Regions from separate parts of the Homo sapiens genome. Here all the other regions are linked to region 1. A link is a loop called in an ENCODE intact Hi-C map of the cell type or tissue named here. Cell type or tissue: Calu3. All regions are shown on one strand. Each heading gives the region's core, and the rest is flanking DNA. Links, peaks and the distances in the headings are about the cores only. Region 1 has its middle 210 kb from the start of MIR3672. Region 2 has its middle 62 kb from the start of MIR3672. Region 3 has its middle 49 kb from the start of MIR3672.

Evidence for each region. A loop is a pair of places that touch in the nucleus more often than their neighbours do. Peaks named below come from ENCODE experiments on the same cell type or tissue, not always from the same donor. Only the 100,000 strongest peaks of a DNase experiment are listed, where the experiment ranks them.
Region 2: it touches region 1 in a loop (7-fold over the local background); 17 of 110 quality-filtered maps call a loop at or near these places.
Region 3: it touches region 1 in a loop (6-fold over the local background); 12 of 110 quality-filtered maps call a loop at or near these places.

The regions. Positions count from the first base shown.
Region 1 is chrX:121,572,376-121,583,514 of GRCh38, forward strand. No RefSeq gene overlaps it. Among named protein-coding and RNA genes, the nearest start is that of MIR3672, 210 kb to the left of the region's middle. In Calu3, for the core only: no CTCF peak of the experiment used is centred there; a DNase peak (open chromatin) is centred at 6,826.
Region 2 is chrX:121,303,099-121,314,237 of GRCh38, forward strand. No RefSeq gene overlaps it. Among named protein-coding and RNA genes, the nearest start is that of MIR3672, 62 kb to the right of the region's middle. In Calu3, for the core only: a CTCF peak has its summit at 5,610 (motif pointing right); a DNase peak (open chromatin) is centred at 5,613.
Region 3 is chrX:121,316,232-121,327,370 of GRCh38, forward strand. No RefSeq gene overlaps it. Among named protein-coding and RNA genes, the nearest start is that of MIR3672, 49 kb to the right of the region's middle. In Calu3, for the core only: a CTCF peak has its summit at 6,069; no DNase peak of the experiment used is centred there.

The sequences.
Region 1 (11,139 bases), core at 2,046-10,045:
TACAATGGAGCTCTAATATGTCTTGCAGCAGAGTTTTCAGTGGAAACTTTATAGGGCAGAAGATAGGGGCGTGACGTATTTAAAGTGCTGAAGGAAAAAAAAAACTTTTTAATCTAGAATAGTATATCCAGTGAAAATGTCCTTAAAACATGGAGGAGGAATAAAAAGTTTCCCAACAAAAAAAAAAGTTGGAAGAGGTCATCAATGCCAGACCTGTCCTACAAAAAAATGCTAAAGGGAATTCCTCAAGCTGAAAGAAGAGGACTTAATGAGCAATAAGAAATCACTGGTAATAGTAAGTACAGAGAAAATCACGGAATATTGTAACGCTATAATTGTGGTGGAGGTTCTAGTACTCAGATCTTGAGTAGAAAGACTAAAAGATGAAATGATCACACTAATAACTACAACAACTTTTAAAAACATAGATGGTACAATGAGATTGCATTAGTTCATTCTCACATTTCTATAAAGAAATCCCTGAGGACTCCTCAAAAAAACTACTATAATTGATAAACAAATTTAGTAAAGTTGCAGGATACAAAATCAACATAGAAAATCAGTAGCAGTTCTATATGCCAACAGCTAGCAATCTGAAAAAGAAATCAAGAAAGTAATCTCATTTACAATAGGAACAAATAAAATAAAATACCAAGGAATTAACTAAAGTGAAAGATCTCTACCATGAAAACTATAAAACATTAATGCAAGAAATTGAAGGGGACACAAAACAATGAAAATATATTTCATGTTAATGGATTGGAAGAATTGGTATTGTTAAAATGTTCATAAAACTTGTATTAGTCTGTTCTTGCATTGCTATAAAGAAATATCTAAGACTGGGTAATTTATTTTACAATAGGTTTAATTGGCTCACGGTTCTGCAGGCTTTATAGAAAGCATGATGCTGTCATTTGCTCTGTTTCTGGGGAGGCCTCAAGAAGCTTACAATCATGGGGGGAAGCAAAGGGGGAGCAGGCACATCACATGGCAAGAACAGAAGAAAGAGAGGGAAAAGATGCCACGCGCTTTTAAACAACCAGATATTGTGTGAACTGAGTGAGCTCAATCATCACCAAGGGGTTCAGGCCAAACCATTCAAGAGGTATCCATCTCTATGATCCATATACCTCCCACCAGGCCCCACTTCTAATACTGGGGATTACAGTTCACCATGAGATTTGGATGAGGACAAATATACAAACTGTATCACTACCCAAAGCAATCAACAGATTCAATGTGATTCCTATGAAAATACCAATAATATTCTTTACAGAAATAGAAAAATTAATCCTAAAATTTATATGGAACCAGAAAAGACTCATAATGGCCAAAACCACCTTGGACAAGAAGAATAAAACTGGAGGAGTCACAATCATTGACTTCAAATTACAATACAGAGCTATAGTAAACCAAAGATCATGGTACTGGCATAAAAACAGAAACATAGACCAATAGATCAGAATATAGAACCCAGAAAGAAATCCTGACATCTACAGTGAACTCATTTTTGATGAAGGTGTCAAGAACATACATTGGGGAAATGATAATCTCTTCAATAAATGGGGCTGGGAAAACTGCATATGTATATGGAAAAGAATGAAACTAGACTGCTGTCTCCTGCCATATACTAAAATCAAATCAAAATGGATTAAATAATTAAATTTAAGACCTAAAACTATGAAACTGCTTAAAAGGAAACTTTGGGGAAATGCTTCAGGACATTGGTCTGGGCAATTTTTTCTTTAGTAATATCCCACAAGCACAGGCAACCAAAGCAAAAATAAACAAATGGGATCACGTCAAGTTAAAAAGCTTTTTCACAACAAAGAAAACAATCCACAAAGATACAACCAACAGAATGGGAAAAATATTTGCAAACTATCCATCTGACAAGGGATTAATAACCAGAATATATAAGGAGCTCAAACTACTTAATAGGAAAAAAATCTAATAATCTGATTAAAAATGGGCAAAATATCTGAATGATCATTTCTCAAAAGAAGACATACAAAAGACAAACTAAAAATAGAGCTACCATATGATCCGACAACATCAAAGGGATATCTGCACTCCCATATTTGTTGTAGCTGTGTTCACAATAGCTGAGATTTGGAAGCAACATAAGTGTACATCAACGGATGAGTGGATAAAGAAAATGTGGTACATATACACAATGGAATACTATGCAGCCATCAAAAAGAATGAGATTCTGTCATTTGCAACAACATGGATGGAACTGGACATCATTATGTTAAGTGAAATAAGCCAGGCACAGAAAGACAAACATCACATGTTCTCACTTATTTGTTGGAGCTAAAAAATAAAACAGTTGTATTCATGGACATACAAAGTAGAATGGTGGTTACCAGAGGCTGGGAATAACAGTAGGTTAGGAGTAAATGGGGATGGTTAGTGGGTACAACACACTTTTTAACACAAATGATAAATGCTTGACGTGATGGATACTTCATTTACCCTAATGTGATTATTATGTATTGTATGCCTGTATCAAAATATTTCGCACCTACTATGTACCCACCTAAGTTAAATATTTTAAAAAGTTTAAAAAGAATCTGCCAGAATACATACATTATAAATCATGTTCTATAACACAAAGCAATACAACTACAAATGAATGTAAATAAAGATGCAGAAAACCAAATTACTTAAAAATGTTAATAATGAACAAAACTATTTTCCTAAATGAAAGTATACAAAGTGGAAAGCCTAACCCTATTTACAGAGAATTGGAAAAGTGTGGTTCATAAGGAATGAGTATGTTACAAGCTAGAACATTTGAGATAGGCAAAAGGTGTATTAAAAGGCAAATTAAAATCCCTAAACATCTTCATGAGCAGATTAAAAAATGAATCAATATTGTAACTTAAGAAGGTGGAAATATAATACATAAGTAGATCTATGCTACAGAGGAAGCTGTTAGTCAAAATAACATGAATAAATAAATTTTAAAAGCAGAAAAAAAGTAACAGTTTGTAAATAAATATTAAAAAAGATAAATCACTAATTTTGATAATAAACAAGGGCAAAAGTAGACAAATATACTGTGATAAGAATATCAAAAAGAGGAAATAGCAGCAGATATACAAGTTTTAAGACAATATATATCACTTTGCTAATAAATTTGAAATGTTTTTCTATGCTATATTAATTTCTAAAATTGAGTGAATAAAAGGTCAAAATCTAAGAAAACAATAGCTTAGGAAAAAAAATGAGAAAACCATTAAAAAATTCAGTCCAGATAATTTCACTGACAATTTCTTTCACACTTTCAATTAGAAAATGTTTCTGATGTAGTTTATATTGTATTACATCATAGAGTAAAACGGGGAGTTTTTGTTACAGAACCAGCAGCAGGCTGATAAGAAAACATGAAAGAGTTTAAAAAATAGTGACACAACTATACTTTTGAATACAGATGGGAAAATCAGAAGTTTGTAATTAATATATAGAACCCAAGATTAAAATAAAATAAGAATATAACATGAGCAAATAGATTTTGTTCCAGAGATGCAAGATAAGTATTAGAAAATCTGATGACATTTGCAACACTAATAAGCCCAAAAGAAAAATAAAACATATAATCATGACAGATGTTAAAAAAGAAAAAGAATGCAGTATTTATTACTGATAAAAAATAAAGTACAGATTTGCTTTATTAAAGTAGCAGCCAGAATCATATTTAATAGTCAAGCACTACAATTATTTCTGTTATAATCAGGAAGAAGACAGTAGTCTCAAAAACCATTAGTATTGTGTAAATCACTATTATATAAAATTTTTTGGAATTTCTCCTAAAGCAATAATACAAAATAATGAATCCAAAAGTGTAAATATGATTAAGTAACATGGCAAAATTACCATTATTTACTCATGATTGTATATCTAGAAAAAAAAGGAAGAATTTCTAAACCAAACAAAATAAGAAGCAATATGATGATTGAGTAAAATAGTAGGCTACTGCTATGGACTGAGTTATTTTCCCTCAACATTTATATGTTGAGGCCCTAATCCCCAATGTGATTATATTTGGAAACAGGGCATATAAGAAGGAAATTAAGGCTAAATAAGCTAATAAGGGTGAGGCCCTGATATAATCAGATCAGCATCCTTAAAAGAAAAGATGCTAGTGAGTTCATTCTCACTCTCTGAACATAAACATAAACAGAGAAGTCAAGTGAGTACATAATGAGATTGCAGACACCTGCAAGGCAAGAGAAGCAGTTTTAGAATAAAACCTAACTTGTCAATACCTTCATCTTGGACTTCCAAGCCTCCAGAACTGTGAAAAATACATTTCTATTGTTTAAGTCACCCAGTCTTTCATCTTTGTTATGGAAGCCTGAGATGGATAATACAGCTACCAATTTTAGGCAAAATGGGTAAGAATTTCACATAGCAGGTGCATGATGGCATATTATATTTATCTTCAACTTTTATATATGTTAATGTGTATAAAATTTTGTATCTTGGAAATATTTTAAGAAATATTTTTTAAAAGAGACAATGTAAGATGGCAAATACTTATGAAATAAGTAAAATCAGATTTAAATTACTATAATATTTTACAATTAGATAAAATGTGCAAATAAAATATAGAAGAAAGAGTTATATATATACACTCACAAAATAGCAACAAAAACATTAACAAACACGGTATAAGCAACAAATAAATAGAACCTATAAGACAAAGCTATGAAACATAAATGAGGGATATAAAAAATACTTGAATAAATGTGGAGATGTACTTCTTTCTCTGATTGTAAATATTTTAGTTACCCCTAAATTAATTAATACTAGTTTTGATAATCCCAATAAAAATTCCAGTGGGGCATTTTTGTAATTTGGAAAGTGATTTAATGTTTATCTGAAAGAGTAAACATATGACAATAGCCAGAAAAGGCATTGCCTTACCAGATTTCAAAGCCTATTATAAAGCTATCCAGAAATTAAAACTGCATTGCTGGCCTAGAAATGGAACAGATTGGAGCCTTAAGACAGGTTATTAAGTACATTAAGAATTCAGTAGCCATTGAAATTTACCACCACAAATCTGCAGTTCAGAATAATGATTAAGAATGTTTTTTAGAGTCAGGCAGTCTTGAGTTCAAACCCCTGATCTGTCATTTATTAGCTGTGTGTACCTTCATTAATTTCCTCAACCTATGTGAATATGAGTTTCATCATCTGTATAATGGGACAGTAATACTTACATCAGAATGAAATAATGTATGTGCCTGGTACAATTTACATATAGTAATACATAATTTACATACAGTAAATCCTCAATAAATGGTAGTTTCTGGATCCCTGTCTCACTCCTTGCATCAATATAAATTGCAGGTGAGTCAAAAGTCCACATATGTAGAAAATAAACAAAATAGAATAAAAATATAGAGGAATGGAAATATAATTATATTTTGAGGTAGTTATAAGCATGATGAAGAAATTGAAAATCATAAAGCAAAAAATAGTATATTTGTTATATAAGAAATAAATTCTGTGTAATGAAAATTAAATTACCATAATAAGTTGAATGACAGCAACACTATTGGGGAAAGGATATGCAATATATATGTCAATATGATTAATTTTATGTGAATATTTACGTTTCAATGGTTAGTTATTTGTGTTCCATATGTATGCTGTCTTGGTTTTAATACATTTTTTTTTCTGTAAATATTCATTAGCAATGAGTGGCCCTATATTTGTAGAAGACTTGAAATGAAGCTGAAGCAATTGAAACATGGGTCCTGTTTGCTAGATGGAATTATTTCCAGTTGCAGAGGGATGATGTTATTTCTGTTTGTCTAATGTCTTTATTAATGACTTTGAAAAGTAGTTAAATGACATGTTAATTAAATTTGAGGTGATAGTAAAGGAGAAAGCGTTGTGAATATCATTGAGATTCCAAACAATAACCTCTTTGGGAGAGGTTAAGGATATAAGCAAACTAGAAAGCCAGATTTAACCTATCAAGTAAAAGCAATCATGCAGGGAAAATGATCAAAAATAGATATTTTAGTCTAAGGAGAGTACTGACTGGAAATCAGCCGTGCTGTGAGCATTTGGCAGTCACTAGAATAGAATTAGGCTAAATAAAATTCTCAAGCAATGAGAAGATTCACACTGAATTTTTAACTTATTTCCAAAAAAAATGCATTTTACTTTGAAGTGTTGTTCTAAATGTTGGTGTAGCCCACAAACAAAGGACCATAGGCTTTAGGGATAGATCTTATGATCAGAAAAATGTCCATATCTGCTGCTGAGGTAAAAAAAAAAAAATCTCTACAGCATGGATGAAATTAGTTGTGTAAAGAAAACTTGATGAGCAATACCACATCTTAGAGAGTGTTTTGGAAAAAGGTAAATGATTAATCTGCATTTTAAAGTTAGTGTTTCCACTTACTTCAGAACCACCTGGAGTGCTTTTTAAAATGCAGATTTCTGGGCTCTAGCACAGACCAACTGAAGCAGAATCCCTGGATGCAGGCACATGTAATCTGCATTTTAAAGGAAGGTTGTTTTCTTTCTTTTTACATAATAACTTTGGGAACCATTGCTTAGTGTTATCTGTACGAAATTCCACTAAAATATGATGAATGGAAAATAACATACAAAATGGGAACTCTATCATACTATGGAAAGCTTTTGTAATGACTTGGAATACTATGGCACCGATTATTAGGAGTTAACCAACACCACACAAAGGAGAAGCATAAAATCATCAAGATTATTTGTGTACAGCCTCACAAATTGGATAGTACACAACTCCATGGTGAATTATTCACATAGATTACCGTGTGGATGGCACCCCCTAGAGTTTGCAGTGCAGATCTTAAATCAGTACATACAGATGTTCCCAGTTAGTACTAGCATAATTATATTTTGGAGCAGGGTAGTTCATTAATCTCTATCACACTCAAAATGAAAAGATTTATGTTTTCCATGGTTCGATTCACCAGACATTACAAATTTGGCATTCAAGATGCCTTGATGTTGAGATAAGGAAGTTACTAGAAATAAGAATATACCCTATTTTAATACAGTCACATTTTCATTCATAAATCAGTCTCCTGTTATTTAGACTTGAGTGAATCATAGTTTTATTACCTACAGAGTTGAGCACCAGAACTTGGACCAAGAAAGTTTGCACTAAAGCTATTGATCTAATGAAACCATCCTGAAACTATCAGCCAGCTTTGCCCTTGTTATGACTATAGCTGCCATACTGTCATATTACATATTTTCTGTGGTAAAGGAAAGAAAAAATTAGTTATAAGTAACTAAGAAAAGACAGAAACAGCTTGATGAGCTATAGATTCCATTTAGAATATTTTTCCCTCACATGCATTTTTTTTTTTTTTTTTGCACCTGCAACCAGATTGTAACCTTGAGAAGAATCTTGCCCACAAATTTAGAGGCCACAGTGGAAAATTTACTTCTGGGAGTAGGTCATCAAAAGAGCATGCTGAATCCAGATGCAGAGGAAATTAGAACTTTTGTTTGTTCTCTCTTTGAGGACAACTGTGCTCTCTGTGAAAATTACATAGCCCCTCCTTACACTGTTTCAGGGGGAGAGAAGCCTATTAGCAAAACAAGTAAGGGAGATATTGGAGCACAAAATTGGGAGGAGGAATTAGAAAAATGATTGAGTTTGAAAACTGCTGAGTAATTAGGGGAGGAAAAGGGGATGGAGAGCGACGATTTGTTACCTGAACTAAGAAAGCAGATGGAACTTACTGAAATGGTGAATAGCAAATAATAACTTCTCTCACAGGTTTCCCTTCTCCTGAAAATCACCTTTACTGGACCCAAATGCACTTTCTTTACTTGTCCTTATTTCTTTCCTTTCTTTTACAAATAAACTTCTGTTTACAAGTTTATTCTATGTTTATTACACAGTCCCTCTTTAATCCTTTAACCGCTAACCTAAATATACCTCACCTGAAATTTCTTCCCATCATTCTACTTAATTTGTACTCCTAAAAGTCACCAATGCCGTATCAAACCTATATTTCCCTGTCCAAATCTCTCTCCCAATGTGTTTCTGCTTTTATAAATATCTGCTGGCATTTCCCCCCCGTATAGCAACAGCATAAACATAAACAATAAAAACAATACCAATAACAACAAAGCAAATTATTTATTGAGCACTGCCAGGCACTGTCCCAAGCACTTTGTATGTGTTAACTCTTGATTGTCTCGACAACCTTAAAATGTAGGTACTGTCATATTCTTCATTATACAGATCAGGTAACAAATTTGGGAAATTTCATAACTTTCCCAAGTTCACATAAACTAGTAAATGGTGAAGCCAGGATTTGAACTCAGGTGTTCTGACATCTAAGTGTTTGACTACTTTTATAGGCTCTCCTTCTTTATGCCATATCACTTCAAACTCAGCATATCTAAAATTAAGTTTCTAAACCCCTATCCCTAATCCTAAGCAAAACTCTTTACTTTCTACATTTCTTTAATGAAATCACCATTTTCTCAAGTCTCAATGGTACCATCTTTAAGCATGGATAATGGAAACTAAGGAGTTTTCAGGGTTTTGATTTACCAATGCATGAGAATGTTCATCCAAAAACACATGAAAAACCTCTTTTAATGCAGAATGTATTTACTTTAATATAATATGTACTCAGGTCTATGAACATGCATTAATAATTCTTAAACATTCCAGATCTTTTTCAACATGCTTTCCTGCAAACAAACTTGGATTTTAAATGCTTAGCCAGGGTATGCAATATTTGGCAAAGATTCCTCTGCCTATGCTCTCCTTTAGTGACTCTCAAGCTTCATCAGGCATGTAAACACTCCAGTAACATGCATAAAGAAAAAGGCCCCAAATATATTCTTTCTCCAGATAAGAAGTTATATAAATGAAGAGTGCTCAACTTAAAGTATCTCTAGGTTAAGCAAGATAATAGGTTAAGTGTAGAGATGGGGGGGATTGTTATAGCTAAAAAATTTTAAATAATTTATATGGGAACGGGTTTTAGTCATTCAGATACTTCTCTCTTCCTCACCATGTTTGGAAATGCATAGGTCTTTGGCACAGGGCAGATCAACCTTCTCTGTAGTTGGATTGCTTTTTCATTTTTGTACAGATATTTTGGTGTTTGATAGACTTAGACAACCTTTATATTTTAGCATTGTTTAAAGAGCAAAGCATCAAACATGGGAGCTAGTATATTAAAAGGTGCTTTGCTCAATTCTGTCCTTGAACCTAAAATTTCAAGAGTTCATTCACCTACTATCAGTTGTTTTAAAATTACCCAAAATTGTAGCAATAGTTCTATTCTCTAGAAAAGGGAATTTATGTAACAATAGCTCAACATCAAGGTACTCTTGCTGAAGATGCTTCTGACTTTGTAAAATAACTGAGCCCTTTTTAGTTTTGTTTCCTATGATGCAGTAGGTCTGTGCCTTGTTCTCTAATACCCGCAGTTAGGGCCTTTCTCTTTTGCTTGATCCTTTGCCAAATACTGTAGTTATTTTAATATTGTATTGCTTCATTTTCTTTAACATTGTTTATTTCCAGAAACTGAAATCCACATCCGGAATTTTATTCCCCATGTCAAGTGCTATCTGATTTCTTTGACACTCGCTGTCTATCTGCCTAGCCCTTGGGGCTATCACATATTGGTCACACAAACTATACACTGCAAACTCTAGGGGACACCATTGTGCAGACTCTGATGTGAATAGTGCTCCTTGGAGTTGTGGAATGAGGCGGCACTAACTAGATCTTTACCTATTATGGACTGACACACTATCCTCCCTATCCACCATTTGAACACTTTGCTCCACCTATGTCAGGGAAATTTGTTTAGTCTTTATTACCAGACCTCGTTGACTTCAATTTTCTGCCTTCTTGGACCACCTATTAATGCCTGCTGCTTAAATTCTGCCAAAACCATAAATGCGGTCTTTTTTAAACCTCAGAATTGCACAGAAAAAGCCAAATTGTTAAAATGACAAAATTGCAAAACTCAATGGTATGCGAAAGAACTAGTTGTCAGTGTTCTGGTTTTCACTCTGTTCATATGAGAGAAATATACACATATGCAGTTTTGGTAGCTCACAATATTTATTTTTCTCATGGTATTAATTTCAGTAAGAAAGTTATTCTGTATTTATGCCATCAGACAAGTAAAACAAATTATAAATAATTTTGTCTTTTAAAATACGTATACTGTAGTAGGATAGCTTTTCAGAGGGCTTAAGAATAGAATCTGAAAAGAAACTACATTCTTTCTATAATTCCACTTAAAACACTAGTTGACTGAAAGGAGTGGACCACAATAGATAGTTTATATTATTTGGCTATTGAAAACTTTGTTTAGGCTATACCTATATGGTCATTTTGAATTTCTTTAAGAAAAAGGGTGAAGAGGAATACTGACCCCAGTTGCCATGAGAAAGCATATCATCTTTGCCTTAGATAATCATAAGTCACATATAATGTGACTCTTGCAATTAACTCTTTTGTAGAAATCTAGACATTTCCTAAAAGTGAGACACTAACCATTTGTTAAGTGGTACCAAACGAAGTTTCTAAAGTGTAGAGGTTACTTGAAAACAAAAAATCAGTGGGTTTGGTGAGCATTCACTTTGTGGTCCTCTGAAGGCTAGAAAATTTACTGCAGTAAATCATGGATTTATTAGTGTCTTTTCACTACTAACCGTAATGAGCTCCAAAATATACTTAAGGGCTCTATCCTCAAAGGTGTTTTTCTCTCAACTAGTTTGAAAACTCATTTCAGTTATACTTTTATAAAGTGTGGAGATGAAAGGCAGAGAAGAAGTAGGGACATCCTCATTGACTATAGAGTGACACAAGTGGTATCATTTCCTCACCTCACGTAAACTGCTTCATTGATGAAGTGTTTTGGATTGTCTTGTATTTTTGCAAAGTGTTGCTGATCGATACTGGCTAAGAGCACAGATCCATAGCAATCAGTCTGCTGTGAGGCAATTATATATAATTGAAACATGTAATTCTCTAGCCTGCTTAGTATGAATGAAAACCAATACCATAATATCTTTGTTTAAAGTTTATTTAGTGCAATGGAAGTCTTAAATATCTAAGATCCATGCTCCTTCTAG
Region 2 (11,139 bases), core at 1,908-9,907, 270 kb before region 1:
TTTATGCTCCCCTCTCAGTTCTCCTGGAGAATCAGGATTAAAAGGATTACTTTACTTTTTAATTTTCTGCAATGTGCATTTCCATTCTCTGAATGCAAGGCTCCTCAGCTAGATCATGACATTATTACTTGATGATTTTATTTCCCTGATCACCCTTTGGCATTTAATGATTTCTAGTTTTGCCTGTGTATAAAACATGAAACCCAGAAGACTGTGAATCAAGGCCAGGCCCATCTTCTATTTATGAAGGTTTTTTTCCTAGGGTATTTTTCAGGTTTGAAAAGTTATAGTCAGAAAACTTGCAGTATTTTCACTGGAGTTACTAAACTTTCCAGGAAGAGCCCTATGAGATGGAGTTGAGAAGGGAAGGCAAGCTTGATATTGACTATACTGAGAAAGTTCTGGGAACACCAACTTGGAGAAACTTTTCATTTTTTAGACTCTCTGGTGCTCAATATCTAGGATAAACCCCTTTAGATAAATGTTGTGTTCAAGATTAATAGTTTAATGTATAATAATTTTGTTCCAATTCGTTTTTTACTAATCCATGGTTTAAAATCCCAATTAAGGTTTGCATCCTCCAGAAAGCCTTTGTTGGTGACTGTATACCAAAGTTTTGTCTCTTCCGAACTATTAGCAGTTATCTGGCACTTAGTTACATATTACAGTTTGACAATTATTGTCTCCAGTTTCTATGTTACTCTCATATTGTGATTTAAATGTTTATAAATACATACATTGGTCTAGCTTACCCCTCTCCTTTAGGACAAAGTTAATATACCTTATCGTCTCCCCTGCAACACTTAGCATCATTCTTTGTAGAACTCCAGTAGATGCTTTTTGAATAAATGTATGTTTATAATTACCTTTTAAATTATAAGTAATCTGTAAATTATTCCAGCAGATAACCATATCTTTTTAAAAGACCATTCCAACCTTAGCTTGGAAATTCCCTTTTGTGATTAATTTGAATCCTTTATAATGCACTCTAGTGTAACTATTCTTAAAGATAAGTACTGTTTATTTTCTCTCCCCACTTCTTAAAAACTTCTTACACTTTTCTTCTACCTTATTTCACAATTGTGGTTGTTCTTCAAGGCTCTGTTTTCCTTTCTCTGTGCTCCTCCTGGTAAATTTATTGTTTTGGCAAGTTTATCTACTCTCCATCTTCAACTCCTTGTAGTTGCTTCTCAAATCTACTTTTCCATTCCTGTCCTAAGGACCTTAATACACTATTTTCAAATATTGGTCAGAATATCATCACTTGAGTATATTTAAATCTCCTCAAACTCAATGTTTTACAAAAAATAATAATCTCTTATACCACCCAGACCACCCACTCTTTGCATTCTTTTCTTCATTTTTGCTGTTTGTGTGTACTGCTGTTATCCATGGCTCCTATGCCCTGGAATCTTCTTTCTGACTTCTTTCTTCTTTACCCTTCATGTTCTATCTGTCCCCAAATTGTGTTGAATCTTTCCTTTGAATATTTTTGAGAGTCAATTTCTCCTTTCTGTGACCTCGGCAAATGGGCTAGTCTAGGAGATTATCTAGGCCTAAATTGTATGTATGTATGTATGTATGTATGTATGTATGTATGTATGTATGTACGTATGTATGTACTGAGACAGAGTCTTGCTCTGTCGCCCAGGCTGGGGTGCAGTGGCACAATCTCGGCTCACTGCAACCTCTGCCTCCAGGTTCGAGAGATTCTCATGCCTCAGCCTACTGAGTAGCTGGAATTACAGGTGTGTGCCACCACACCTGGATAATTTTTGTATTTTTAGTAGAGACAGTGTTTTGCGGTATTGGCCAGGCTGGTCTCGAGTTTCTGACTTCAAGTAATCTGCTTACCTTGGCCTCCCAAAGTACTGGAATTACAGGCATGAGCCACCATGCTTGACCAAGGCCTAAATTTTAGATTACTATTACCATAGCTTTCTAATTGCTTCCCTTGATATTATTGTTGGTAATGATGATAATAATATGATTATTAGCATAAAAGCTGCTATTTATGAACTCTTGTGTGCTAGGCATTGTACTAATGTACTTTTTGAAGATTAGTTTGATTCTCATAATGACTCAGTGAGGTATATATTAATATTACCATTTTAGAGATTAAAAACCAGTAACATACAGAATATACATAACTTGTCCATGGCTTCATAGCTAATAAATGGAAAAAGCTGGGATTTTAACTTTGAAGCCCATGTGCAATAACAATACCCTGCATTTTCCTGTTAGACTAATGCATTCTTTTCATTGTGTCACTCACCTGTTCCAGAGCATGTGAAGACTCCCATTGCCTGCATCAAGGATGAATTCCTTCATCTGATACCAAGACCTGCCATGATATTGTGCCACCATCTCTCCCCAACCTTATTTCTCATGACTCTCAATACCTACTCATTGTTCCATTCAAGCTGACTTGATCATTGTTTCCCCCTCTATTCCCAATGTTTACTCCTGCTTAATGATTTTGTCTAAATCTGAGATACCTTTTCCTCACCTCTTCAAATTCTGCGTATACTTTAAGGTCCAGTTCAGATCCCACTTCTCCATGAAGTCTTCACAAAATAGTCCAAAATGCAATGAGCTCTTGTTTATTATCTTAACTTCTCTGCCACATTAGTTTGTGTACTATACCACTTACCACTCTATGATGTACTCTTGTAACACTCTCTAGTATGAGATGATCCAAGGAAACATTTTAATTTTAGTAAAAGTTACCTTTGATAATGTTTCTTTCATCTTGTCTCCTTACCGTAATTCTCCTGCCTCCTAGGCATCAAGTAAATCTTCATGCTGTCTCCAGATTGCTAAGCCCTCACCCCTACCCAACTGCTGGTATACCCTGCCCAGACTCTTCTCAGGTTTTTCCAAGTAGAAGTGAATTGTTATTCACCCACTTCGTAATGCCCTTTATCCAGACTCAGCTAGGGAACCTATGTAAAAGTATATGTGATTGCTTGTACACCTTTCTGAGAGGCTAGATTTGAGCAGCAATTGTTTGTAAAGCCATATGTGCTTTGGTCTTTGAAATTTCAGAAAGTTGAGAGTGTGGAGTATAGCAGAGGGAAGTAAAGGATATGAAAGAGTGGGAAGGAAAATATATTGGGGCAGGTAAACCTTCCTGGCATCCATTAAAACATATCATGTAAGTCAGTCACTTCCAGTTCTGCCAAAGTATGAAGTTGGATCTCGCTGTAGTGTTTTCAGTTTTTTTCTCTGTAGCAGCAGTTCCCTGCCTCTAACCTGCAGCTACAAAGTATTGCCCTTGGTGCTTTCTGAAAAAAAGAAAAACAAAGTTTGGAAACTAAATAATTTCTCAAAAAAAATATATATATACCATTTTCAGATTCAGGTGCAGGTTTTATTTAAATACAAATATATTTAAGAGCATGACTGAATTCATAGCAACTTTTGGTCGTTGCCAATTTTCATACTCAGTGAACACCACCAGTATAATGCTATCATGGGCAGATCCACAGAATGTTGTCCTTTAGAAAGGATCTACAGGCCGTGTGTGGTGGCTCACACCTGTAATCCCAGCACTTTGGGAGGCTGAGGCGGGTGGATCACATGAGGTCAGGAGTTTGAGACCAGCCTGGCCAACATGAGGAAACCCCATTTCTACTAAAAATACAAAAATTAGTTAGGCATGGTGGTGCACAACTATAATCCCAGCTACTTGGGAGGCTGAGACAGGACTGCTTGAACCTGGGAGGCAGAGGCTTCAATGAGCCGAGATCACACTACTGTGCTCCATCCTGGGTGACAGAGCAAGACTCTGTCTCAAAATAAAATAAAATAATAAAATAAAAAGGATCTACAGTTTGAACTGTATCAGAAAATCCTTGAGGGCAAAGATTATGTCTTTCACTTTGTTCACATTCCCCAGCACATTCAACAACAGTAGTTTGATGGGTCTTTGGAGCTCTTGAATGAATGATAGAAAGAAGAAGTTGGATAAGGATTTTTTTTTTCTGTTATCAGTCCTTTCATTTTTCAAATAAGAGGATCAGATTAGGTGGTGTCCAAGTTCCTTTGTAGCTCTGGCATCCTAGGTTGATATGTACTTGACTATAATTGCAATGCTTAACTGTTTACTTTGTACTAGGGAAAGTTTGGGAGAAGGTAGTTCTTAGTACAGTTCTTAGCATCCGTGTGAACTTGGTTTATCCATTCTCAAAAGTGCTATGAATCATAGAAAATTGCTGGAAGGTTTCAGACACTTTCTGAATTTTCACTATACAACATCATTGTTTGGAGTGACAAGTTTTGCCACCTCAACAATGTGGTAAGCCATGGATTCACTTGGCAATTAGTGAGTTTTTGATTATCCATCTCTGTGGAAAATGGCCCAAACCCCTCTCTTGAACACAGATTCTTAAGAGTTGGAGGTAATACTGTGTCTATGCTCATGGAAACCAGTTAGAGGAAGGGTAGACAAATATGACTTCTGACAAGTTTGGTTTGGTTTTGCCTAGCCACATTTACACCACTTACAAGCCTAGCAAAATTGATCAGGTTTCAAGTAAGCTACCGCTCTCTGCCTAATTTTGGTACAGAAAAAGAACAACTTGCTCATCTGACCACAGACAGCAGCTCTGGCCAAGTAGCTTCTTTCTTTCTCTCTCTCTCTCTTCTTTCATAATAACCAGTTACTTCCGGTTTACAATCCAGATTCTGTCTCTCATTATCGATATGATCTTGGGCAAGTGCTTTTACTGTTTTGAGCCTCAGTTTTCTCTTCTGTAAAACTAGTCATATTGTTTAGTGGTTTAGGAATAGTGGCATATTAAAATGCCTACAGAAGTATCAGGTTTATAACATGCATTTAGTAAATGGAGATGCCACTGTTATTCCCTCCTTTTTTTCTTTTCTCCTTTCCTTTTTTCTCTTCTTGTTCCCTGTCTCTGTCGTGAGAAGAGAAATTATCTTTACCAATTTTCATGGAAAAGACTTAAGTGGCTAATGGAAGTATCAGCCTCTCAGCCTGCAACTCTTTCCCCATGTAATTTGTGATTTCAGGTTTGAAACTAGGGCACTAATTGTGGGTGCTTGGTGGCAAGTAACAGTTGGGGAAGAAATTAGTACAATGCCCATTGCTGCTTTTCAGTTGTTTTAGTGCAGGGCATCTGAACTAAGAGTTGTGTCTCATGTAGGTTGTTCCTGCAAAGTTATCTCTGAATCTTCTAGATTTACAAATCATTTGGTACCCAGCTGTTATGCTGAGTGATTCATGGTTATGGGTGCCTTGTTTCAAATGCTTGTCAGCAGTTTCTTCCCTGTGGTTGCCTTGTGATTCAGTTGTTTTCAGTATGTGTGCATCTCTTCACATTCATTTGGACTCTGCCTCCCCCAACTTCTGTCATGGAACAAATGAGTCAGTGTCTAATCGTGCTGGCTTGCCATCCAGTTACTTCAAGTTTCCTATGGTAGGTGGGCACCAGAGAAGATGGTGCTGCTGGCTCACAGAGGGGGCTGACTGTCCTGCTGCCAAACTGCTCTGAGAAGGGGGAAAAGAATGGCCACATTTCTCAGAATGAATATCAGGAAGCATTCAGTATACAGGAGGCCAAGAGAATGCACATTCTTGTTCAGTAGGTGGCAGTGTGGTCTGGCTTGAAGCAGCACAGCACATTCAGGCGTGTATTTTGCAGTGCTTTATCCCGATGTCTTTGACAGCTCCAATTTGAGATTTTATTCTGAGTATTTTAGCACCTTTTGTCAAGTGCTCTTAAAAAAAAAAAACTTCATTTTGTTAGAAACTTCTCTCTTGGTAGTGGGCGGCATGTTTGTGGCAAGTACTGTGATTTGAAGCTTTTGGGAGCTAGGTGGCTAATTACTGTTAGTTGGACATCTTGCCAGGTAGGCTGTACTTCTGTTTCCTAGCTGTGGTAAGAGGAGTTCTTTTCTAATGAATATGGTGGTTATTTCACTGACTTTATCAGTGGGGAATACTTCTTCAGCCTGTAGATCTTAATAGTTTCTCTGCTGAGGAGGGAGGCTCCTGCGAACCAGTGTGTCAACTCTGTTGGAGTTCATTCAACCTTCAGGGAATAGTACATTTGATATGGCTGAGCTTGGACTATAATAGCGCAGTGTCCTCTGAAAAGCTGAATATAGGGCAAATCCCAAACTCTATCTCTGTACCTTGCCTCCCACTGCAAAGCCCTTTTCCAGAATGGCTTATTTCTCAACACATGTAGAAATCCTTGAAAAGCTTTGCATTTCAGTAAGAAGCCTACTCTCCAGCATGAGGCCTGGGCAGGAGGAAGAAATTATGCCTAACTAGGCCACAGGCAGTGTAATCCGTGAAGATTTGCTTCCAAGCAACTGACTAGGGCAAGCGGACTACCTTAAGCAGCATTGATCTATTGGTTTTTCAAATGTGTTAGTTAGCAACTTATTGGCCAGCAATTCTGAGGACTAATTAAGTAGGTTTCAATATAGAGTTGAATGTGATTACACATTGTATACCTGTGTCAAAATGTCTCATATACCTCATAAATATATACACACACTATATACCCATAAAAATTAAGAAGAAAAAGTATAGAGTTGGAGTAGAAAAATCAAATCCAAATCATGTTTATAAACTCAAGCAAACTACCACTTTATATACATGTGCCTGAGTTTAGATATTTATAATGAAATTTGTGGTTTAAACTCAAAAAGTAAGAATGGGCTGGGCACCGTGGCGCATGCCTGTAATCCCAACTATTGGGAAGGCTGAGGTGGGAGGATCACTTGAGGCCAAGAGCTTGAGATCAGCCTGGGCAAAATAGCAAGACCCCATCTCTAAAGAAAAAATAAAAAAGGTAAGGATGATGGCTTGAACCTAAAAAGTCAACTTGATAACCTTTAGTGAGTCAGCAAGTCTTTTTGTTCTGCTTTTTATCTGTACAAGGGTAACAAAAACACAAAATTGTCTTATCTGTTCATTGTCAATAAAAAAATTACTACTATAATCAAGAAGTTTACAATTTCTTGGGATAACCCCATTCTCCTGCTGGACCATAATAATTCTTAGTGTATCTTTCTTATTTTTAGTTAAGATTTGACACCTTATAACTTCTGCTCCTAGAATCACACAGAATATTAGAATAATATCTCTTCCACATGATTAGCATTTGTACATCTCAAGACAGCACTGAAGTAATGCATTCATCTTTTTTTTGCTATTAATTCATTCATCCAGTTATTCAACAAATATTTATTGAGAACCTACTATATGTTAGGCATTAGGGTAGAAATTAAGGGTATATGGGTGATTAAAAGACACATAATCCATGAGTTCATGGATCTTGTGTCTAACTGAGTCTTTTTTTTTTTTTTCCAGGCTAAATATCTCTAGTTTCTTGAACTTTTCCACACATTGCATGGTTTGGAGTCCCCTCACAGCCTTGGTCACCTTTTCTGGACATGTTATCAATTTCTCTCTAGGAGTGTGAGTCCCAAATCACCCAAAGGAGCGATCTAACAAATGGTTAAGAGCTTTCTGGGTTCAAATAGCAGCTCTGTCTTTTACTATGTTATATTGAGCAAGGTATTTAACTTTTTTGGGCCTCCATTTTCTCATTCTTAAAATGAAAATAATAATGATATTCTCTGGGCTGTTGTGAGGATTAAACAATATAATGCACATAAAAAGCACTTCATTCAGGACTTGGCACCTAATGCTTAAAAAGGAACAAGACATCATTTTATTCATATTTGCTAAACAGCTTAAGATGGCATTATCATTTTTGGCAAATACATTCTGCTGTTATTGCCTCCAGAGGTTGCAATCACTTTAAACCTCCAAGTCATTTTCTATCTTTCAGGGAAATTACTTCTATCTTCCAGAGCTGTGCTCAGATGTCAAGCCTCTATCAACCTCTTTAAGACACGTTTTGACCAACTCTGTCTGTTTGACTGGCTTGTGTGTCATCTTCCTGAGAGATGGATGTAATTTCAGTGCCAGGATTGATGTCCTTGACTTGACTTTTTTTTATCTCTGGGTTTGCTAAGAATATGGAAATGTGCTTGTGGCCTCCCTCAGCTTTAGGATCTTTTCTGTAGAAGTACGGATTATAAATATAACACCTCAAGCAATAGGGGGAAAATGTTGCCCATTCTCTTTGTGCCTTGTTTTATTTATATTTAGGAAGCTTTTGATTAATATGCCTTTACAAGATGATTGTTGAATAAAATTAATCCCATTTCATAATATGATCATTTAATGATGGCCTGGCTGTTTTTGCCTGCTCCATCATTTTGTTTTAGGACTTTGTCTGGATTTCTATTACTGATTTCATTTTTTGGATGTAAACACAAATACATATAATTTACCCCTTCCCTCACTGCTCTCCAGGGATCTTTGACAATAATTCAGAGGGTGGGGAATCATGAGTGGGAATGAGGGTAGGGAGAGTAGAGATCAGAGCTGTGACTTGTATGCATTATGGAGATTAATATAACCCTGAGGACAGGGCTTTTTGTCAGTGTTTCTGGGCCAGAGTTAAATCAGGAACATAGGAAAATAGACCCGAGGGTGTACTAAGGATCTGAATTCTTTTCTCTTCCATTCTACTTGGTCCCTGAGAAAATCCCCAGCTACCCATGTGGCTCATATGCCGTTTAGCTCACTTTGATGTCTAAAATCACCATCATTAGAGTCATTCTTCTCTGGATAACATATTATCGGTATCCATGATCACTTACTGATTACTGTTGTTCATCAGCAGAGTTGGGGTTTCTGGTGTTAGGAAGGTCAGGAAAGACGAAAAATGTCCATGCCAAGTGGAGAAATGAGAAAGCAGTCAGAAGGCACTGGTGTGAGATAAAGCAGTACAGAAAAAGCAGCAAGTGGAAGACAGAAAAGAGATCCATAAACAAAACTGATTTAATTGCTTAGGGCCTGTCCGCTCTTAGACCTGGGCAAGAAGTGCTATTACCCTGGGCTTTATGCTTTTCTAAAAGGCCTCACTCTGGCCCTCCTTTAGCCACACTCTTCTCTATAGGGAGGGGACTTTGTGCTGCCAGTGTGTGCATCCCTAGGCCTGAGGAATACCATGCACAGGGGAGTATAGTCTAGGGTTGCCAGATGAACTATATGACACCCTGGAATTTTATTTATAGAATATGGCAACCTTAGTATAGTCAGAACTTGGATGTGTAGGCTGGAATGTCCACATGCATATGTGTGGGGCTACTCACTGTGTGGGATGGAGCCTAGGATGGAAAGAGAAGGGAGCAAGTCAGAGATCTGGAGTTACCTGTCTCTACACTGATATATTTTGGTTCAGAACTCTGGGGAATCTGAGAATTAAAAATTTGAACCTGGCATGCGAAGTTGTTTTGAAGTATATTTTTCAAGGTAGGAAGATAGAACATATTTTATTTAACTATTCCTAAATTTTGATACATATTTTTAAAATATGTAGACATCTGGTATGTGGGCCTCCGTTTATACCCTTGTCCCAGGCTCTGCAAATGCTAGTCGAGAGCCTTTAATAATGGCAACACATTGCCAGATGAGGGTACTGTGCCATGTATTTTAGAACCATAACTTTATTTAATCCTCATTATAACTCTGTGAGTTTGGCACTGTTAGTCTCTCCATTTAACAGATAAGGAAACTGAGGTTCAACAAATTGCAATGACTTTTCCAAGGTCAAAGAGTAAATGACAGAACTGAGATTGAAACTCAATCCTTGGACTGTGCGCATATAATAAGCTTTAAATCAACATCACTTGAGTCAGAATCCTGCCTCTGCTACTTGCTAACCCTTTGAATCTTGTGCGAGTTATTAATCTCTCAGTGCCTCAGTTTCTTGAACTGCAAAATGTAGATGTGTGTATGATAATAACAGTACCTACCATATATGATTACTGGGAGGATATAAAAAGATCTTGCATATTAGGCCAGGTGCGGTGGTTCCAGCCTGTAATCCCAGCACTTTGGGAGGCCGAGACGGGTGATCGCTTGAGGTCAGGAGTTCAAGACCAGCCTGGCCAACATGGCGAAACCCCGTCTCTACTAAAAATACAAAAATTAGCCAGTTGTAGTGGTGTGTGCCTGTAATCCCAGCTACCTGGGAGGCTGAGCCAGGAGAATCACTTGAACCCAGGAGGCGGAAGTTGCAGTGAGCTGAGATTGTGCCATTGCACTCCAGCCTGGGTGACAGAGCCAGACTCCGTCTAAAAAAAAAAAAAATCTTACATATTAAAGTGCTCAGTACAATGCCTGGAAAATCAAAGAGCTGAAAAATATTAGCAATTATTATTAGTAGTAGTGTTAGTAATAGTTGCAGCAGCTGCTTTAAATTGAGATATAAGTATGGTATGAGCATAGTATTATATTACTTACTTATTGTTGCATAACTAATTACCCCAAAACTTAGTGGCTTAAAACAACACACATTTATTTTCTCACTGTCTTTCTGTGGATCAAGAATCCAGGCACAGCATATCTGAATCCTTTAGCTCAGAGTTTCTAACAGGCTGTAATGAAGTCTCTACTGGGGAAAGATCTGCTTGCAATATCATGCCTGTGGCTGTTAGCAGGTCACTATTCCTTGCTGACTACTGGTTGGAGGTGTCTCAGTTCCTTGGCACACGGGCCTCTAAAGGGCAGCTCACAAGATGGCGGCTGACTTCCCTCAGACAGAGCCAATGAGAGAATGCTAACAACAATGGAAATCCCAGTCTTTTGTAACCTAATGATGACAGTGAAATACGATAATTTTTGTCATATTCTGTTCATTGGAAGCAAGTTGCTATAGGAGGGGATTGTAAAAAGGCATGGTTAGTAGGAAGCAGAGATCACTGGGATTTGTCTTTGAAAGCTGCCTGGCACAGGTAGATGGCATTATATCAGGGCTGTGTGAGGTTCCATGGGACAAACATGATGCATCTTCTCTGGGAGGCAGCTTCACTATGCAGCAAATGCAACTTTAATTCAAAATGTAGCTGCATCATGTAATAGAAACAAAATTCACGAATACTAAAAATAAACAAAAACATGAGATTATAAAAATGCCTTATATTTGTGGCTGCTGTTTTGGCTGCATTGCCTCCTTAACTTATGCCGACTTTACTTCAGTGATTCTCAGCTGAAAGGAAAAAAAAGATTCATTTTGAAAAGGT
Region 3 (11,139 bases), core at 1,171-9,170, 260 kb before region 1:
TCCTGGATAAATTCTTCGATACTAGGAGCTGTGGTTGGGTCACCCCCTGTGGAGTACCCTTCAAATAAACCTATATTGTCTTAGAGATTGTTTGGCTGCAAATAACAGAATCTCACCCACAGATGAGATTACATAAGATAGGAAAATACATTATAATAATGCAGAACTATCTCACAATACTTAAGGACAGGGCTAGCAGCCAGCTTCATGAGGCACTGAAATTAGGATGTTAAAACCTATCTGAGACTAAAGCAGCTACTCTCTCATACATTTTTAAAATCTGGGGATGTATGGTCTTTTCTCTGCAAATAAGCTTTGCATTGCTCTTTCATAGCAGGAGAAAATGGCCATCATGGACCTACTAGGCCCTCTAGTTTATGAATGAATAGAGACTAATGAGAGTCCGAGACTAAATTCTAAATTTTGGAGAGAAGGAATCTGATCATTTCATCTTGGGTCTTGTTTTACTCCTGGGTTAATCTAGCAGTGTCCATTGAAGTATATCCTTGACCCATTGCTTACTCAACAGGATTCCATACAGTACACTCTCTAAGATGGATGGCAAAGACTACGACTAGTCATCCCCAAATTTCTACTTCTCTTATTACTTTTTTAGAAACATAAGTTTTGATTTTTACCTGGGTATTATGACCACACAGTATAAAGACTATATTTTCTTGACTTGCTTATAGTTAAATGTGGCCATATGACTAAGCTTGGTCGATGAGCTATGAGGGTACTATGTGTAATTCCTTGTTCTGCCTTTAAATGGAAGGAGAGGCTATTCTCTTCATCATTTTTTTCCTTCCCATTGGTTAAAATGTGGATGTGGCAATGGTCCATCTGGATAATGTAGGCAACTCCTATAAATACTGGAGCAGTGAGACAAAAGGGGCCCTGATCCTTGATACTATCTAGCTACCATGTCAGCCCTGGTCGGCTTATGCCTGGACTGTTACATAAGACAATTGAAAAATCTTTCATCTGGATAAGCCATTGTTATTTTGAATCTGTTTCAGTAGACAGACATAAATCCTATGGCAGATACAAACCTGGAAAGTTTCTGTAAGAAGAGGTAAGGAGACAAGAAGGAACTTATTGATGCGGGCAATTATTACCATTCATGCATAGTGTAAACTGGGCATTCCATGACTTTCAGTTTAGGTCATATGACAAATTTCATAGCCTGAAAATGAAGGACACTTATGGGTATGAAGTAGGTGTTCAATAAATACATAAATGAAAATCTAGATATACAAGAGACATGAAAGAGCACCATAGTATGGACACAAGACAGAGATTAGAGTTTTGGGATAAGATAAGTCATACTGGATATACCTAATACATTCTTTTCCTAGATATCAACGACATAAATGAAGCTTTGATAAGGAGTCATCATCTCATCCCCAGTGTCAACATGGAAATGCTGACAGGCTATAAATGCTGGCAATGCCCAATTTATGCTATGCATGAATGCCAATAATCTCCTGCATTAAGGGAAGCAGGCTATTCAAATGGTCTTAGAGGTAAAATGTAGAAGACTCAAGAAAAATATTCTCCTAGGTTCTAGGGCTGGTTCTGCCGATATTTCTTATATAAGAGATGTGAAAATGCACAAATGAAAGGGCAAAATCTTATACACTGTCTGAGATGCTTCAGTTTACTAGTATATGAAAAGGTAAAAGTAATGAAGCTGCTGTTTTTCATAAACTGAAAGAGACCTTAGAAGCCAAATTCATTTCCTACTTCATGCTCTGTGATTCTCCTAGCTTAAGTGATTATTCAGCCTCTGATTGTAAACCGGTAACTCACTGTTACTCAATGGTGACCACCACAGTTTGAACGTGTTTTCCTGTGTTGTACCAAAATTATAACTTCCACACATTGATCCTGGTTCTTCCTATTGGAGTCACCCCAAAGTGGTTCCATTCAGAATTACCACAATATGGCATAGTGTTTAAGAGCACAGGGTATGGATTCAGACTTACAGCTACTTGGTTGAAATCCTGACTCAACCTTCTGTTAGCTGGGTGACCTTGAACAAATAATTTAAGCTGAAACATACTTTTCCCATCTGCGAAATGGGTAGAATAGTATCTTCCTCAGATAGGTTGTGAGTATTTAGCATAATTTCTTATACTTGGTAAGTATTAAAAAATGGTAACTGCTATCAGTAATAGGAATACCACTAAATAATAATATAATCTATTTCTTTTTACTGGATAGCACTGCCTATATTTGGAAAGAGTTATTCTTCCCAAGCACCCTTTTGTCTCCAGGCTAGACATTTTCAGTCTTTTCAAGTTGGCTTCCTGTGACGTGGTTCTTAGACTCTTCCCCATTTTGTTTTCTCTTGTTAGTTTAATAAATGTTTCTCATTGAGGATAGATGCTACTTACGTTTTAGGCAAGAAAGGTCTGCATACATGTAGGATCCTCTTGCACATTGCAAAGTGTTTAACATCCCTGGCTCTGCCCACTGGATGTTAGTAGTTCTATCCAGTCATTGTGAGAACTCCAAATGCCCCCAACACATTTCCATATGTCCTCTTGTGGCAATACTGCCTCTACATGAGAATCAACCTAACTAAACAGAATTCCTGTGAAGCAGCACCAATATTTTTTGGATCAACTGTCTAATAAAGCCTATTTATTAGTTTTGTAATAACTGATAGTACATTTCTCTTAAAGCAGTTTTGTTTGCAGTTTTTAGGAGGCACAACACACTGTTAACTAAGTTGAATTTGTTAACAGAAACTTCTAAAACTGTTTATAGGTCAGGTCTTCCTATCTTGTACCTATATATATTTGATTTTTGGAACACAAGTGTGATATGCAAATGCGGCACTTAATTCATCTTTTGCTTCAATGTTTTATATTTTGATTCTGTCAGCTAGTGTATTTGCTAATCTTTCAAACCATTTGTCACCTGGAATTTTAACCAACAGCTTCTCTGTATCTTCATTCAAGTTAGTGATTACCAATGTTGTCCCAGATTAAGTGAAGAACAAGAGCCCTATGTGTTACTATAGACCTCCTCCCAGGCTGTCATTGAGCCATTAGTGAGCATCAATTAGTTAAGGTTGCACCTAACTATATTGCTATCCAGAAATTCTGCATTCTTGATCTTGCCCATAAAGGTATCATGAAATGCCTTTTTAAAAAAATATGTTGATAAAATCAGGAATCACTCTGGCAACATATCTCTTTTGATATACCATTTCAAAGTACTTTTCATAAAACTATCAATTATATGGTTCATCATTTTATAGATAAGTTCTATTAGCAATTAGAAATTACATTGAAATAATGAATTTGATAAGTGTTTTAGAATTTAAAAGATTTTATTACCTCTAACACTCATGAGTAATATCAAGATGTACCTTATATTATATGTTAGGTCTGTACTTGGAATCAGTCCTAGTTTTAGATGGAATCTCTGACTTCAGGATGCCTAAGAAAGGTTGTAGTCCCCCCGCCCCCGCCTTAAAAAGAAAACATTCACTAAGGCCAGAAATTCCTTCAGTAGGAGACAAAAAAACAAAACAAAACAAAACAAAACAAAACAAAACAAAACAAAACAAAACAAAACACACTTGTCATTCCACAAAGAGACGTTGGAATTCATCCACCACTGGGAAAAGAACATGGTGCAGTACTCTAATTGAAGTATTAATGACATTGCAGTTTATTTTCTGAGAGCAGATTTTGATGAAAGGAAGGGAAAGAGGATGAAGATACTAGTTCCCTGGTTAGGGGAAAGATTGATTTTAGAGGGTAGAGAAGTAAGAAGAAAAATGGTACAGAAAGGGGAGACTGGAACCATGGAAAATTTTTCTATTTGACAGTCAGGACTTGGACCCACCCTGTCTTCCAGCAAATTTCTATGGAGCCTGAAACTTCTATCCACTGAAATTACTTTTTGAAGCTTTTTCAAAATGTGCATTTTTACTGTTAGAGATGTCTGTTTCTGGGAGAGTTAACATACTATTTTTCTGATTCAGGCCTGCAATCACCTAGCAGAGAGCAGGTGTTGAAGCCAGAGGCCTTCCTGAGAAGGCAGGGATGGGCAGCAGGAGGACAGTGAATACTTGGGGGAGGTGGGAGCCCAAAACGGCTAAAGGGATTCAGTAATAGGGGTAATTGGGTTGCTGAAGACCCAGATTATCTAATTAGCAATTTTAGGGTATGTTGCCCAGGGCATGACTGTTCATATGATCAGAACCTGTACCCCTCCTTTCATTTGGACACAGATCTAGGCTTGGAAGACCACCCCCCAGGGGTAGCTCTGCTTCTCCAGTTTTCCTCTAGTTTGCATTTCTGCTTTTGCAGTCTCTTGCACAAATACTTTCTTGGCAGTTTGTTTTTTGCATACTTCTCTCTAAAGGCTGAACATTGATGAATTTGGCTGCACTTCTTGTGGCACATGCAGCATTAAAGAATCTGCTTTTATATCTTTTTTCTTCTTCTTTTTTTTTTTTTTTTTTGTTTTACGTCTTGCAGTTTGAAACAAAGTTAGTCAGCTGGCTGAGTAGCAAAGAGAGCTCTTCTATTCTTGACCAGTGCTTGAAAGGAGTATGATTTGGCCCCTGTCTCCTCAGCCTACCTCTTCCTTGCCTCAGCCTTTGGCTGTCTCAGCTGCCTAGCCGGTGGGGACTGAATTACGGACAGTGACTAAAGGAGCTACAAATGAGCCTCAAAGAGGTAAAGTTAATCATGAGCCAGGTCTGAAACCTGTCTCCTGACCCCAATCTATGGTTCTTTCTGTGGCATCATTCTGCTGAGAACATTCATGGCAATGTTTCTGATGATGCCAGCATTGTGCTTCTGTTTTTCCTGGTGGAGCTGATATCCTCAGTACTAAGATGCATGCAAAGAGATCACAGCAGAAATGATGGCAAGGGTGATTTATTTACTGGATGACCATATTCCCCCAACACTTAGATATTTTCCTCTTGTGGGCTTGTTTGATGCAAAGGAAGTCAAGTTGAATTTTATTCTCTACCACTTACTCGCATTTTTCTCTCTTTTCATCTGGTTTTGTCATAACTGCCTCATCCTATGCCTATGCACAGTTATCTTCGACTGCCCGTGGGCTGACTAATGTCCCTATATTGTTGTTCTCCTACCGCAGCAGTACCTCAAGTTTCAGTCTTTCTCTTCCCTGCATCCCAAACCGAGTCCTACATGAGTCAGCTTATCTACACATTTGTTAAAGAACCACTAGGAGTTATGGATCAATATGTTCATATTATGTGATTTTAACAATGGGCTACTGGAGGCAATAGCTTACCTGAAGGCATCTGAACTATTCAGAGTGCTTGGTAAAAATGTGTGTTGCTAGGGCCGACCACAGATTTTCTAAACTACAAACTCAGGAGGTGGGACCTGGGAATCTCAATTTTAATAAAAATTTTAAGTCATTCTGAAATATACTAACAGTTGAAAATTACTACCTTATGTTGTGTTTAGAATTAAAGCGTTTGTTGCAAGTGTGCAAACATTTAGCAGGTATCAATGGTCATTGTTAAGCTGACCGATGGAATCTTGCCTTTAAGATTACATTTCACGTGTAATTATTACCCCCTAACTTCCACCACCCACCAAATACATACAGTGGACCTGGAATCTATCTGTGAATCTGGATTTGTCTTCCCAAGATCTTGGGCTCCTGCTGTTTTATACTGGAGTTTCAAGTATAACCTGTGACCTCTGGAATAATTTTCTTCTGGAAAAATTTCTAATCTCCATGTCTAGCTACACAATATGACTTATGCTATGTTTAATAAATATTGTGTGTTCCACGTGGCAGAAAGCACTCAATTTCTCTATAACAAGGGAACCCAACACTTTCCTCTGTGATGTAAAAGCAGCTATGACTTGAAAGAAGAGAGGAAGATTGCTAGGTAAATTGGGAAGTCCTCAAAAGATGACTGTATTCTATTTCCCATCTTATAGTCTTGTTCTCCTAAGAAAATAAGAATATATTATAAAGATGTTTGCCCTTGGGATCCAATGTAATCTTTTCACATGGGCAGATGTTTTAAAACTCAGATATCTGGATTCACTGAAGAGATACATGGTAAATAAAAATATGACTCAAATGCAACCTTGCAGCCAGGGGGAGCTATTTCTGACAGCTCTCAGAATTGGTGGAATAACTTATCTTTTGAATATCATGTTTATGCAGTATATAGATCATCTCTGGCTACAAAGAAGACAGGCTCAGCTATGCAAGGAATCTCTGCTCTTGATATAAACTGGAGAGCTGTTTGGTGGCCATGCTGCCAACGGTGATCAGTAACACTAAAGTCATACTTTTGGTCTATTATTCCACATTGTTTTCAAGCTAGGGGAATGCTTTTTACCCTTCCACCTATTTCCTATCAAATAAAATGATTGGATTTGAATTTGTGAAGAATATTTATCTAAATCCCTTGTTTTTAGTTAGGACCCTCACAACTCTCTACTGGGAAGCTTTACTGGGATGCTAGATGTACTCACACCATAATACTGATTTTTGACCAAGGGGGTAAAACTGGTGATCACCCTGACTGAAGTAGGAAATGAGGCAGTTGTATTACTTATCAAAGCTCAAGTGGAGACACTGACCCATTTTTAACTACATCTGTGCTTTGACAAGTTTATTCACCTACCTATACACAGAAAATCTTCATTCAAAGCTTAAAAATTTAGCATTAAAAATCAAGTTAAAATGTTTTATTTATTTAACCCATTGAGTTTAAAAAGCATAAATTCTCAAAAGATAAAGTTAATTTTTATAAACACCTGACAGCTATCATCTTTATTTACTAGTTTTTCAGAGGTGAATGGGGGCAGGTAAAGTAAATAATGACTCCGGATTTTTTTTTTCTGTGACTCTTGCAAGCCAGAGAAATAGAAAGGCATTAATAATCTGCAAGATTTTCCCTTTACCACTAGTTATAGGTAAGGAGCCATGCCTATCCTCTCACTATAATGCAAAAGCATTCTTATGCCTGTTATAAGTAGACAGTCTCATTTGAGATTTTAGGAAGACTAATTCTGTTTTCCATAAGACTAATGAAGTTATAAGTTATTTATGCAGTTTTATACTCATCACATTTGTGCGCTAAAGTGCTAACAACTTTCTTCACCATCATCTTCTTAGAGTGTTTAATTTGTTCATATTTGAGGAACAGCCCATCCCAATCTCATGTGATCCTGCCCTCCTTGCTGTGGCTGATGACATTTAGATGGACCTTAGATTCTCCAGAAACTGTTCAATTGGGATTACAAAGACTGGGTCAGTTAGACTGCTGAGTCATGAACATGGAGAAGTTGGTTAGCAAGAAATGAATAAGGCAGATATATAGAGAAATGGAGATGAGAGACCACATGGTCCATAGAGAGAGAGAGAGAGGCAGAGTAGCTATCTTTTGACTTTGTAGTTTCTGTGAGGTCCATCTATACTTCTGGCAATGGGATTCTATGAGAATGTCCTGCATTTGTAAAATAAATCCTTTTTCCTAAAACAAATTTATTTTCAGTGGGTTTTTGGTCACTGTAACCTATAATCCCAAGTAGGAATAATTTGAACTTGGTACACAAAATTTTTATTTTTCAAAGTCTTTCATATCTATTATCTCCCTTGTTCCCTATTCCAATCTCATATCAGAAATAGGGCAGAAATGATAATTGCCTTGAAAGCCAAAGAAACTGAGGCCTCAAATAGAAAATGTACTTGCTTTAAGTCAAACAGCAAGGTAGAGGGCAGAGCCAGGCCTGAAATACATGGCTTCTGGCTCCCATGCCTAGAACTTGGCATTTACTAGGCATGCAACAATTATTTGTGGGATGGTAAATCTAAATAGGGATGGGGGATTCCATTTAGAAAAATGAAAAGTAGCTGATCTTAACAGACATTAATATTCTGAAAGAACCCAACAAAAGAAAGCCACAGGAGACACTAGCAATTCTCCCCATTTTAACCTCTTCACTTAAGAAAAGGCAATGTATGGACAGATTCACAGCCAAATTATACCAGACATTCAAAAAAGAATTGGTACCAACCCTACTGAAACTATTTCAAAAGACTTAGAAGGAGGGAATCCTCCCTAACTCATTCTACGAAGCCAGTTTCACCCTGATAGCACAGCCAGGAAAGAACATAACAGAAAAAGAAAACTACAGACCAATATCCTTGATGCTTACATCCAAAAATCCTCAACAAAATACTAGCAACCCAAATCCAACAGCACATCCAAAAGATAATTCACCATGATAAAGTGGGATTGATACCAGGGATGCTGGGATGGTTCAACATACACAAGTCAATAAATGTGATTCATCATGTAAACAGCCCCAAGACTGGGTATCTACCCAAAGAGAAAGAAGTCATTACATGAAAAAGACACTTACACTTACACACACGTTTATGACAGCAGAATTCACAATTACAAAAATATGGAACCAACCTAAATACCCATCAACCAATGAGTGGGTAAAGAAAATGTGGTATACATATACCGTGGAATATTACTCTGCCATAAAAAAGAATGAAATAATGTCTTTTTCAGCAACTTGGATGGAACTGTAGGCCGTTATTCTAAGTGAAGTAACTCAGCAATGGAAAATCAAATACCGCATGTTCTCACTTACAAGTGAGACCTAAGCTATGGGTACACAAAGGCATACAGAGTGGTATAATAGACATTGGAGACTCATAAGTGGGGGAGAGGAGGAGGAGGGTGAGGGATAAAAAACTACATATTAGGTACAATTTACACTACCAAGGTGATGAGTACACTAAAATCTCAGACTTAACCACTATATAATTCATCCTTATAACCAAAAACAACTTGTACCACAAAACTATTGAAATAAAATTAAAAAATTAAAAAATTAAAAAGAAGGCAATGTATTTGAAATGTCTTCCCTTGTCTCCCTCTACAACAGACTGCAAATCAGATCTTGCCTCTGAAGATGTTGACTGGGTCTTACCTCTCTGCAACTGTTGCTAGTGGAGGTACAGTTTGGCTCAGTTTGGTGATTTCTACTTGACCATTAGGAAAAAAAAAGTAGTCCCTGTGGTGAAACTTTTGAGTGCCAACTGAACTAGAAATAACTTTTCTTGGAAGATCATCTTTTGGTACTGAAGTGCTGACAGGACCTAGCATCTAATGGAATATTTAGAGCTGCAAATAGAGGTATCTCTCTAACTTTAACTGTTAAGCGGTTGCAACCTCTTCAGGCTACGTCTGATAGAGTATGGTTTGGAAGTATTTCATATGTCTCAGTGGTGGTGTCCTATTTTCTAAATAATGACTTATTTGTATTTTGAAAAACAAATAATGAAAGTTATGTGTGTGTGTGAATGTATGTATGTGTGGGCGGGAGGGGGGGGCCTGAAGGAATGTTTCCAGTGCTATTTTATGATACATTAATAGGTGTTAGACCAGAAAATACACTCTGTCTTAAGATAATGCAGGTTTTACTCAGTATTTCACATGGACTTTGAAGATTTGTGTTCCCATTTAAATAAAAGAAACCCAATCAGTGCATGGCACATAAGGTGGCTGTTCTTTTTGTTTGTTTGGTTGGTTTTGTTGTTGTTGTTGTTTTTCGAGACAGAGCCCCTTTCTGTTGCCCAGGCTGGAGTGCAGTGGCGTGGTCTCAGCTCACTGCAACCTCCAACTCCTGGGTTCAAGCTATTCTCTTGCCTTAGCCTCCTGAGCAGCTGGGATTACAGGCGCCTGCCTCCACGCCCGGCTAATTTTTTTTGTATTTTTAGTAGAGATGGGGTTTTGCCATGTTGGCCAGGCTAGTCTCAAACTCCTGACCTCAGGTGATCCACCCGCCTTGGCCTCCCAAAGTGCTGGGATTACAGACGTGAGCCACCACACCCGGTCAGGTTGCTGTTCTATACTTTGTATTTATAAGGAAAGTAGAATTAAACAGTGATGCTGAGGAAAGAACCATTTAGACACATGGTCCAGTGAGAAAATCTGGATAAGGAAACAGAGGTTGTTAAAAAGCTTGTTTAAATTAAAGGCTCTGGGAATGGCCTGAGGAGTTTCTCAATGTCCGTGATATAGTTTGGCTCAGTGTTCCCACCCAAATTGCATCTCAAATTGTAATCCCCACATGTCAAGGGAGGGAACTGTAATCCCCACATGTCGAGGGAGAGAGGTGATTAAATTATGGGGGAGGCTCCCCCCGTGGTGTTCTCGTGACAGTGAGTTCTCACAGATCTGATGGTTTTGTAAGGGGCTCTTCCCACTTCACTCACTCTTGCTCTCTCACTCCTGCTGCCTTGTGAAGAATGTGCCTGCTTCCCCTTCTGCTATGATTTTAAGTTTCCTGAGGCCTCCCCAGCCATGTGGAACTGTGAGTCAATTAAACCACTTTTCTTTATAAATTACCCAGTCTTGGGTGATAACTTTATAGCAGTGTGAGAACGAACTAATGCAGTCCCAGTGTCAAGGCCCCACATTGACTGATTATATCAGAATCTCTGAGTTCAAAGCTCAGGCATCAGTCATGTGTAAAACTTTCTGGGTGATTTCAGTGTGCAGCCACTTTTGAGAACCAATGCCCTGAAATCTGACACGATGCTGAGTCCGTAGTACATACTCACTTAAGACATGTATGTATGGTAAATGCACCTGATAGAAATAATTTAAGTATGCCCTGAGAACGACCTTGTATGGCAGACACACCTAAATGTGTGCTCAGAGTGAGGGAATCTGGGAGTAGCCAACCTGGAGATTTGTTCTTTTTCTATGAGGAACATCTTGAACCCCAGTCCATCCTGTGGATTAGGGGCCATGCTGGGAATGGAGGCCCCGAAGTTTTGGGTTGAATGAAGGTTGCCAGGTGAAGGTTGTTAGGGAAAGGGTGTTGAGTGAAAATGCTATATAAACTGCATGCTTTTTGCAAGCTGCTGCAGTTTTCTCGTCCAACCCACTGCCATTGGACCGTATGTAAGGCAGTTCTTCTGTCCAGCTCGCCACCACTGGACTCTCTCCCCTGTATGTAAGCTCCCGGTAAAACTCCATGTTTGCTTTGCTGGCTCTGGGTCTCTTCTTCAGCCATTTGAACCTGTTCCTTGGCTATTTGAGTTGATAGGAGTTTGGCAAAACAACATTAGTCATGTGGT